Linked DNA regions of Homo sapiens: region 1 is linked to region 2. The links are chromatin contacts, found by Hi-C or POLR2A ChIA-PET in ENCODE. All regions are on one chromosome and are shown on one strand. Each heading gives the region's core, a stretch centred on a gene start or an enhancer-like site at or near the end of the contact. The rest is flanking DNA. Distances are from core to core; before and after follow the strand shown. Region 1 holds the start of LOC124900703 (a long non-coding RNA gene). Region 2 overlaps KDR (kinase insert domain receptor).

Region 1 (5,620 bases), core at 2,221-4,720, 41 kb before region 2:
TGGTTGTGTCTTGATCTATCAAGTCATATATGGGTAGCTGCTCACCTCTTACACATGGAGCACTCAGCAGGAAAACTTCCAGTTCCCTTACAAATCAAATTTTCAAGTGAGAACTTAAGGAATTCTTCATTTTCCTAATAAAAGAAACACAAATGCCATAAGTAAGCCATGATATCACAGGTCATTAGGGCTGTTACATACTGTTGCACAGTTGGTGCACTGCACATAAAGGCCTGATGTAGGCATCTGCTTGTCAAGCTGTGCACTGATGGGGCTATGGGCATCCACCCTGCTTCCTTCCCAATTTGTCCTATGGATGACAGTCATGATCCTACTGAAATGGTCTTGACCACATTTTTAGTTTCATAAGGCTATCTTGGCTCCAAGTTACCTACAGGATAAAACCCCAATTTTCTAGCCTGGCAGAGAAAGCTTTTCACATCCATCCCTGCCTTCCTCTCCTCATCTCCTGCAGTGATAAACTCCTCCTCAGTTCCAGTCCCCCCGCCGAACACTGTATCTTTTCAAAACATTGTCCTTCAATCTGAACACTATCTCTAATATTCTTCACCTGATAAACTCCTCCTGCTCTACTAGAACCTCCTCCAGTATCATTTCCAAAGTAAAAGTTTTCATATCTTTTCCAGCCTTTGGATTCTGCAGTTTATACCTCAAATGTTTAGCACATAGTGGATGCTTAGAGATACTTCTTAAATGAATAAGTTCTAACTTCAATAATATCATTTATCAAGAGGTATGGGAATTGTCCTATTTCTTGTTGGTTTTCTCATCAGACTGTGAGGCTCTCAAAAGGGTGAAGGGAGGGGAGATTGTGTCTGTTATTTTTGTATCCTCAGAACCTAGTACAGTGACTCATATAATAGGCTTTAAATCAAAATTTGACAAATGAATGAAATTTTAAGATATCTTTTGCAAAATGATTTTTTTCTCATTCTACATTCTTTCACGACTAGGCTTCTCTTCTCTCTTAATGCTGAGTTGGAGGAGAGGGAGGAGTATAGGGAATTTTTGTTATCTTACCTCTCCAGAATATAGGTGAAAATATAAAACATAGGGCCCGGGCAGGAAGTCTCCTGTCTTAGGTTAAGATCCCTAACATCAGAGGTTGCAATGGCAGAGTCAGGAGTCTTCTGCAAGCACATGCAAGTGAAACCTTGTAAGGCAGTGAGGGAAGCAAGACAGGGCTGGGAAGAAGCAAAGTGAGGATATGCGGTCAGCTGCAGTTCAGTCTCTGTCCGGTCCCACAGATAGCACTGGAACAAGGATGGCCTTACAGAATTGTCCCAACTTGAAGCAAGGGGGCTGGGCTTTTATACCCCTGTATTAGTGGTTGGCTGCAAGCCACACCCAGAGGTTAGGGAAAAACCTCTCAGGTATTTCTGGGCGGATCAGCTCCTGTAGGCTAAGGGCAAGGCTTCAGTGAAAGGTGCAGCTGCAAGCCATTGATCACCAACACCTACAGAGCTGAGTGACAAGAGAGCTCATCTGGTAAACAGATATGAGCAGCACTGCAACAGCCCCTATCAACCCCTAAAACTAAGGAAGGTGATAGAAAGTGTTTACTCCAGAAGGGTCATCCAGCCTTTATTTAAAACCTATCTGCTCCTGCTTGATCAACAAGTCTATCAAACTGGGTTATCTGAGCTGGTTCCTCACTTTTTAACAGATTCAAACCAACAAGGTAGAAGAGGGAGCAGAAATCCTTAAAGGTAAGTGCACCAATAGAAGCAGATAAGAAACAGGAACTCCAAAAAGCACAGCAGACTGGAACCTTGTAGTGTAGAGCCCGAGAGGGTTGTGAATTAAAGAAAAGACTAAAACAAATTGAGATTTACAATGATGCACTAAGTCAAGAAGAAAATGTTAAATAAGCTGTATTTGGCATTCTATGCTTAAGAATACAAGGTGATGTGCAACACAATTTTAAATGATGTCCTTTAAAAGTCGGAAGCTTTGGCCAGGCTGGGTGGTTCATGCTTGTAACTTCAGCACTGTGGGAGGCCAAGGCTGGAGGTTTGCTTGAGGACAGGAGTTCAAGACCAGCTTGAACAACCTAATGAGACTCTGTCTCCACAAGAAATAAAAAAAATAAATAAAAACTTTGGAAGTTTTAGGTATGCAAACAATCACATAGACATTTTATTGTTGCCGTATATCTCCTTCTCTGCCAGCCTGGATAAGTGAGGCATTACTGATCTATATCTTTGAGAACCTCTGACACCCAGGATCCCACTGAAGCTTCTTAAGAGTAGCATAATTTCCACCTTGTTTAAAAGTTCTGGTAGTTTGTAATCCACCTAGTGTGATTAAATAATCAGGGCTGATAGAAACCGTCTTGAATCATCACATACACCCACACATGCATCAGTCTGATATGGAAAGAGCTTTAGACTAGAATCAGACAGACTTCAAGTTCCTCCCCTGTCATTAACATCTGTGTGACCCTAACCAAATCATTTATTTTCCCTGAGTCTCAGTGTCTTCACCTATAGACAGAAAATAAATATTCATATTTATTATATTCTTAACATTTATTGTGTTCTTATATATACAATATATTACATATATTTACATACATGTGGTCACATATATAATCACATACTAATATATAATATATTATTTTATATAATATATTACATATTTATTATAATTATATATCAACATATAATTACATATATTGTATAATTATATAATATAATACACAATAATCATATGTTACATTATTATATTTATTATATTCACAATATTAGTATGTCTCATCAGTCTCTTGTGACGAGCAAATGATACAATGTTTATGAAGTTACTTTGTAAGGGGCAAAATATAATCTAAATGAAAGTGAAGTATTTTGTCCCTTTCTTCCTTCCAATGAACTCTTTGACAGTTTTTCTACATCCATAAAACTGGTGAGACACACATGGATGCCATTTCCTATAGATTCAGTATGTCCCAGTCCACTACCACCTGACCTCTTATTCTGCCATCCCAGGGGGTGGCCTGGACCCCCATTTCTAGCTCTTGTTTCAGAATGACTGCCTTTGGAGAATGGAGTTTCTCAGGAAGGACATTGCACAATCAGAAAACGCTGATCTGCCAAGTCTGTAACATTTTTTTCCTGGAGCACTTTCAGGAATGTGTCACAGGAGGTGGGGGAGATGGGCAATGGAACAGAGAGTACTAGGCACCAGCAACCAGGTAATAAAATGTTCAAGCATTCCTTTTCAAAATCTAATGAAGACATCAACCTTCATTAAGTCAAAGGGTCTGGGGTCCACAGTCGTGAGATTTACTGAGCCCCTTCAAAAAGCTAGAGAAACAATGACCAAAAGGCAGGCAATAGAGCAACAGGCATTTGATTCTAGAACTCAATGATGTCTATTTTCAACAAGTGTTGAATTTGCCAATAGCTATTAGCCCTAAACACAATCCTGCAGCTCAGTGTGTGCTGGAGCCAGCTTGCACTGGCTCAAGAGAGCTGATTCTTCATGGCTCTTTCCAGCCATGCTCAGCAATGTCATGGTGGAGCTTGTAATTGGCCATGGTGGCACTATTTGCATCATGAAAGTCAGCAGGTGCCACAAATTTTCCCCTAAAGGACCCTCTTACCATCACACTACTGCTTAACTGTGTATCCAAATGCCAATAAGATGCATGGAATCCTGAAATCGCTTTCAGAAGAACAATGTTGTTCTCGAATTTTCATGTGAACCACTGAAAAAAAATGTCTTATGTATATATATAACTTCTTTGCTTTTATATTTCAAATTCACCTTCCTCATATAGCCTCTCTTTTAGGCTGAATGTGGAAAGTGGCTGCTACTGACCTGAGAAAACGTCTGAGGCATTGTTATGTCCTTGACATTGTCAACTTCTTTGCTTTTTCCATGTTTCCCAGGCTGTACCCTCCATCAGCATAGAGGACACCTCCAGAAAGCAATTTTCTTTCACAAGGAGTATACCTTGAGGTGTCCTATAGGTAAGTGTGAGCAAGATGTTGTTCTTGCTTGGAAGAATTTTGCAAAGCAGATTGGATCCAGCTGAAAGAAACCAACCTTACTACAATATAGTTTTCTTCTTTCTTTTAATACCGAATTTGTAACATACATGTAATTACAGTCCTAGAGGGGAAAGAGAGAGAGAGAATCAGGCAAAAAAAAAAAAATGCTTGAAGAAATAATGACTGGAACTTTACAAATTGGATGGAAACATGAACACATGGATCTAAGAAGTTCAACAAGTCTCATGTAAGATAAATACAGAGAAAGCCACTCCTAGACAAATGACAGTCAAATTGATTAAACATAAACAGAAAGAGAACATCTTAAAAGCAGCCAAAAAAATAAAAACATATATACCAGGAACAATGATATGAATGATGGCTAATTTCTTTTTCTTTTTCTTTTTCTTTTTCTTTTTTCTTTTCTTTTTTTTTTTTTTTTTTGAGACGGAATCTCGCTCTTTCGCCCAGGCTGGAGTGCAGTGGCGCGATCTCTGCTCACTGCAAGCTCCACCTCCCGGGTTCACGCCATTCTCCTGCCTCAGCCTCTGGAGTAGCTGGGACTACAGGCGCCCGCCACCACGCCCAGCTAATTTTTTGTATTTTTAGTAGAGACGGGATTTCACCATGTTAGCCAGGATGGTCTCAATCTCCTGACCTCGTGATCCGCCTGCCTCAGCCTCCCAAAGTGCTGGGATTACTGGCGTGAGCCACTGTGCCCGGCCCGGCCTCTTTTTTTTTTTTTTTTTTTTTTTGAGATGGAGTCCCACTCTGTCACCCAGGCTGGAGTGCAATGGCGCAATCGCTGGTTCAAGCGATTCTCTTGCTAAGCCTCCTGAGTAGCTGAGATTACAGTCCTGCACCACCACACACCGTTAATTTTTTGTATTTTTAGTAGAGATGGGGTTTCACCATGTTGGTCAGGCTGTCTGGAGCTGCTGACTTCAAATGACTGACCCGCCTCGGCTTCCCAAAGTGCTGAGATTATAGGCGTGAGCCACCATGCCCGGCCGAATGATGGCTAATTTCTTATTAGAATCTATGCAAGACAGAAAACATATCAGAAGACAATGGAATAGTATTTAAAGGAAATAAAACTGTTGCCATAAAATTCTATATCCACCTAAGAAAAATTCTTCAAAAATTGAGGTAAAATAAAAACATTTTCAAATGAAAGGCTGAGAGAATTTACCACCAACAGACCTACACTGCAACAAATGTTAAGAAAAATGTTTAAAGATAAATAATACCAGATAGAAACTTGGGCATGCAGAAAGGAAAAAAAAAAAGAGAAAAATGATTAATGAACTTCCAGTTTCCTGTCAATTATGTGAAGAACTTAGAAGTCACCATTCCGTCCTAACAGGTAAAAAGTTGGACAAACTGATAATTAAGCAACCTTTCTTAGATTCATCAGAGAAATGAGGTCACAAGGCAAACCAATGCCCTCAAAATTGAAGAGACAGGCAAATACAGAGAACCACAGCTTACTAAAGCAAAAACTCACGAGCAGAAACCACCTTGGGAACAAGTACTGAAGTAGAAAAACCTAAACTGTAATTGATTAATTGCTGGAAACTCACTGCAAAAAAACTCTGAGAGTT
Region 2 (5,254 bases), core at 1,894-4,393:
CAAATAACCTAGACTCTTCCATTCATTTACTGAAAGAGACTGTAACAACAGGAACAGATGAGGAACTCTCTACAAGGCCAGCCTGACCCACAGTTTACCAGTGTCTTTCAGGAGACCCTAATGTTCTCATCCCCAATCTGGAAGTGCCATCCCCAAGAACACACAACAGCAACAGCCCCACCCTTCATCACAAAGCTGTGCAGAACGTCTCAGTGACGTGCTAGTTTTGAACAATGATACAATAGGGTTGTTGCCAACCACAGGGAAAACAGGGATATTTAATAAACAGTGCTGCCATGATTGATAATCTGCTTGAAAAAAAGAATAAAGTTAGACTCCTATTTCACTTTGCTCCATATATGCAAATAATCCCAAATGGATTTAAATGCAATAAAAGAAGAAAATTTAGAATTGGGGGTTTAGAATTGGAAAGACCTTCTCTAATAAAATTTTTTAAAACCTAGGAGCCATTTTTTAAAAATAGGGAGAGGCATATTTGACTAGATAAACATTTCAAAATCTTGTATTAAAAAATCACAAAAAATAAGGTCACTTATTTGGGCCAATAATTTATTAAATAACTCCACCTACTGAATTTGGGTGATGGTAATCATTCAAAATGGCAATAATGGATCTTATGTTCTGACTCTGTAAGTATAGAGTAGAATATTATTAGAGACTGTAAATCTGGTCCATGCCTCCCTGCACTGCCATGGGTCTGATCACTTGTCTCAGGGTCTTTCACCCCCTGAGTTTCATGATTGGCTATTCTAACAGATATGGAGTTCACTGGAGGGCCAAGGAATCACATATCTCTGTTTTAACATCTCTAAAGTGCTTAGAATATAATATGAAAAAGTGTTGGGGGGTGTGTGTGGAGGGATGTGTGTGGGAGTGTGGATGTGTGGGGGTGGTGTGTGGTGGGTGTGTAGGACGTGTATGGGGGAATGTGAGGGGGGTTGTGACTGTGGGGGGTGGGTTGTGTGTGGGTGTGTGTGGGGTGTGGGTGAGTGCGGGGGTGTTGGATGTGTGGGTGTGTGGATGGGTGTGTGGGGGGTGGGTGTGTGTGGGGGTGTGCATGTGGGGGGGTGTGTGTATGTGGGTGGGTGTGGGTGTGTGGGTGGATCTGTGTGTGGGTATGTGTGTGCTGGTGGGTGTGTAGGTGTGTGGGGGTGGGTGTGACTGTGAGGGGGTGTGAGTGTGAGTATGGGGGGTTGGATGTGTGGGTGTGGGGGGGCTGGGAGGAGGTGTGGGTGTTGGGGGGTGTATGCGTGGCGTGTGTGTGTGTGTGTGTGTGTGTGTGTGTGTGTGTGTGAATTCTTTGTAATGAAGAAGAAGAGGGAAGAAGCAGTTAAACTTTAAACCAGACATACTTATCCTCAAAATAGTTGTGGTGATATTATACCCTCATACTTTGTACTACAAATACATTTATTGGTTTGTAAAATATATAATCAGTTTATGAAAATATCCCTTATAAGAAGAGTAAGAAAACCAGTAAAAATGTAAAACAACCACATGGAAATTATGTCTGATTCCTTCTTCTCCATTTTATTTTATTTTTACCTTTTTTCTTTGAGATGGAATCTGACCATGTTGGCCAGACTGGTCTTGAACTCCTGGGCTCAAGCGATCCTCCCACCTTGGCCCCCCAAAGTGCTGGGTTTTTAGGTGTCGGCCACTGTGCCCAGCCACCCCCTCTTCCATTTTAGAAATGATGGGTACAGTAATGCAACCTTGCAAAGGGATTCCTTCAAGTTTTTCAATGTTCTTTAATAAAATGACATCAATTGCTGAAAGCATTATGACCTTTGTTATGCTACATAATACTGATACAAAATGTGAATAGTACAAAGTTCATTATATATAAGGCTTTAATATATTACATTTGTTTCTACATAAACAGACTATAAATATATGTGCCATAGCATGTCTTATAGTCATTGTTCCCAGCATTTCACACTATGGTACCAAACAAAAAACACATTTTCTTTTTTGAAAAAAAGGACAGAACAAGGGCAAAAATCAGTAGAAATAGCTCTATATGTTAAAAGTCTAAATAATACAATAGATGTTATAATTTGGGCTATAAAATAATTTTGAAGTCTGGCTAATAATCATTCAGAGAGTGAACAAACCCAATCAGGTTTACTGGAGTAGAGGCCAAATAACTAAAATACTGATGGGTTGCGGGGTGAGAGTGGGTTGGGGACAGGGGGAAGAACAAAAGGGTAAAATCCTTCCTGAAACTTTGACACCACACACAGCTTCACATTGAACCTCCCGCATTCAGTCTCAGACATATCACATCAGGACAGATATGAGGGTATTCATTCCAGAAGAAACCAGAAGCTGGTTTGTGCAGTCAGAACTCTTCAACACGGCAGGGAGCCTTGAGCTGAATGTCCTTTCTTTGTGGTATTCTGAATAAAGGATCAGCCTGGGAGACAAGGAGCCAGAGCTGCATCATTTCCTTCCTGGGGCTTGGCCAGGAGACACGTAACGGTCTGGAAGGAACTCTCATTAGGAGTCAGAAACAGCACAACGAACTCTACTTTAGCCCAACTCGAAGAACACGCAACCTTCTAAAACCAGAAACCCCGTCTGAACCCTTTACATTTCAGAACAGACCCCATGCCCACCTCCACCAGAGCAAACACAATGCATTTGCAGGCTCCAGTACTCTCCAAAGCAAGGTAACGTTAGTCTTCCTTTCTATCAATCCGAATTCCACACTTAAGGCTTGGCTTGGGACCCACGTCCTAAACAAAGCCTCTTGGATAGACTCAGCCCTGCAAATCCTTCCCATCTTCAACACCTCGAACACTTACATTGCCTGGTTTATCTTCTAGTTTTACAGAAGTGTCAGCTCCCCAGGTACTGCTACTTCTTTGAGGATGGGGCCATTTCTTGAACGTCTTTGTTCTAAACCCATGGTGAGACCCGCAGCAGGGGGCATGATAAATGCTTTTTAAATGAATGAAAAAGAGGATCAGGTCAACACTGGGAGAAGACACAGACACATTCTTGGGTCACAAGCCTCTTCCAGGATATGCCTAGAAGACTGGCTCCCTGCAGTCCGAGGTCCTTTTTCTGTTGTCGAAATGAAAATCAAATGCGGCTACTTCCTGCTGGTGGAAAGAACAACACTTGAAAATCTGAGCAGCACCTCTCATGTGATGTCCAGGAGTTGGGGGTGTGGATGCTTCCTTTTAAACAGGAGGAGAGCTCAGTGTGGTCCCCGAGTCAGGCTGGAGAATCTGGGCTGTGCTACCGGTTTGCACTCCAATCTCTATCAGCTTTAAAAGTTCTGCTTCCTCACTGGAGTACACGGTGGTGTCTGTGTCATCGGAGTGATATCCGGACTGGTAGCCGCTTGTCTGGTTTGAGCCTTCAGATGCCACAGACTCCCTGCTTTTGCTGGGCACCATTCCACTGCAGAAGAAATGGCAAACAAAGGAGTTGGCAGAGAGAAGACAATTCTTTTGCTTTTTACCCTCACCCCATTCCCAACTCCATATGGCTGCCATCTCCCTGGAGACCGCAGCCCCGTATCTCTCCCAGTTGTTAATCAGCATAGCAGGTTTACAGGGACAAGGTCTATTTTCAGGTACTCGCATGAATTAGTAGTTGCAGATAAGTCCTCTTACTCAGGTCCAAGTCTTTCAAGCCTCAAATGAGATGAAAGGCAGTTCTCTCGAGTTATGCAAAGGCCCCAACTGATGGAACATGTTTATGGCCTCGCAGATTGACAAATTTGTATACAGTGACAGGCGCCAAAGGGCCACTTGCATGATATTCAAGGAAATTGGGATGTTCTTAAATTTCACTTGTGCTTTTCCTATTGTGGCAATTTGGGAATTACGGGGCATGTGTATGGTTGTAATAAAGCTCTTGAGCAACTTTAAACTTTAATAACTTGAAGCATGTGTGCAGTCAAGCCAGACATATCAAACGCTGCTTTTTACTCATCAAAACCACATTCCTTGGAAGGACTGAGAACCCCTGTCACTCAGCAGCAACTAGAAAATGTTTTCAATGGCATGGAATCCTGACAGACGGTAATCATGTCAAAGCCTAGAAATGCAGGCTGTGTTGATCTAAAACTTCAGGATTTACACTTTCACAAGCCATTCTAAGGTGTTTTTTCCCGGTAATAGGTGTTTTCCCCAACTTCTTCATGTTAAAACTGCAAAAGGGAATTTTAGTAACTCGTGTTTATACATAGTTTAAAAGTTACTTCAAATAATGAGAAATACAATTTTTTCTTTCAATTCAACCCCAACAAAACTAATGTAGGTGTCTCAAGCAATGGCATGGTGCTCTGCACATGATACTTGCCGAATAAACATTTTTTGAATCAATGAATGAAACATATCATTGACTTTCACAATTTCTTACCTTGGGCCTTAAAGAAAACAATAAAATAGCACAATGGCACCTTTTAATATGTTGGGGTTTTTTTTGTTTGTTTTCTTTTTGGTATGAGCATTATTCAAAAACCCATGAGTATTCCCATTTTATATAAAAGATTATAAGCAGATCAAAACCTCCTCTATTCTTACCTTTAGGTAAGAATACTCTAGCAAATAAACTCCAGCAAATACATAACTACACTTATTCTATTATTCTTATAAATATAGATTTTCATTGATTTGTTATGTTAAGAGAACGTACACGTATTCAAGACACCTACAAATTCCTACTGAGCCATAGAAGGGAGATTATATTTAAAACTAATTTTAATACTTTTCTCACAATGAAATACTTCGAATTCAGACAATAATATTTAAATGTCTCAAACAAATAGATATTGGCTTATTTATATATCATACTTCTTAAGCACAGATGCACCCATTTGTATACAGACTTAAAAATTCTTCAGAGTCCACAAAGATTGTAATCATATTGACAGCTTTACGGATCACATCCAATCACCTTTTTCATTTAGCCATTACTGACCACAGTAAATATACACAGAAATTCCCTAGTATTCATGAATTCTCATAAAAATTGACCAAATTCTCTAATTTATTTCAGATTATTTTTAGATTTATCACTTAATTTTATTGTGTGGTTAGTTTCCATTCTTTATTTGTTAAATTGATGCTAATTTCTCCAACCAACAAAGACCCCATAGGGAAAATTCTGCACTTACACTGAAAGTCCTAAGTTCCTTCCAAAAATTCCTATTGAAATTTGTCTTTTTAATATGGCTGAGTCTTACCCAAAAGATGGAGATAATTTGGTTCTG

Evidence for each region. A loop is a pair of places that touch in the nucleus more often than their neighbours do. ChIA-PET counts read pairs that join two places held with the same protein, here RNA polymerase II (POLR2A). Pooled maps may share reads with other maps.
Region 1: a loop to region 2 is called in a map of heart left ventricle, with 2.2 times the contacts of the local background. The contact joins two enhancer-like sites. A Hi-C loop is called at or near these places in 9 of 168 maps with a recorded cell type or tissue (PC-3, Right ventricle myocardium inferior, cardiac septum and 4 more) and 2 of 50 pooled maps. POLR2A ChIA-PET finds 5 or more read pairs at or near these places in 2 of 52 experiments (MCF 10A and WTC11).

What each region holds. Positions count from the first base shown.
Region 1 is chr4:55,035,246-55,040,865 of GRCh38, forward strand. It overlaps LOC124900703 (a long non-coding RNA gene), which reads right to left and starts at 134. Exons shown (of 2, transcript XR_007058121.1): 1 at 46-134. Within about 2 kb of position 3,471, at least 8 of the 41 ENCODE cell types and tissues checked have a DNase peak (open chromatin) inside an H3K27ac peak, as active enhancers do; they include heart right ventricle and prostate gland, where a contact is called at or near this core.
Region 2 is chr4:55,076,729-55,081,982 of GRCh38, forward strand. KDR (kinase insert domain receptor) reads right to left here. Exons shown (of 30, transcript NM_002253.4): 29 at 5,228-5,254; 30 at 1,753-3,435. The coding sequence ends at 3,213. Among named protein-coding and RNA genes, the nearest start is that of KDR, 46 kb to the right of the region's middle. Within about 2 kb of position 3,144, at least 6 of the 41 ENCODE cell types and tissues checked have a DNase peak (open chromatin) inside an H3K27ac peak, as active enhancers do; they include heart right ventricle and prostate gland, where a contact is called at or near this core.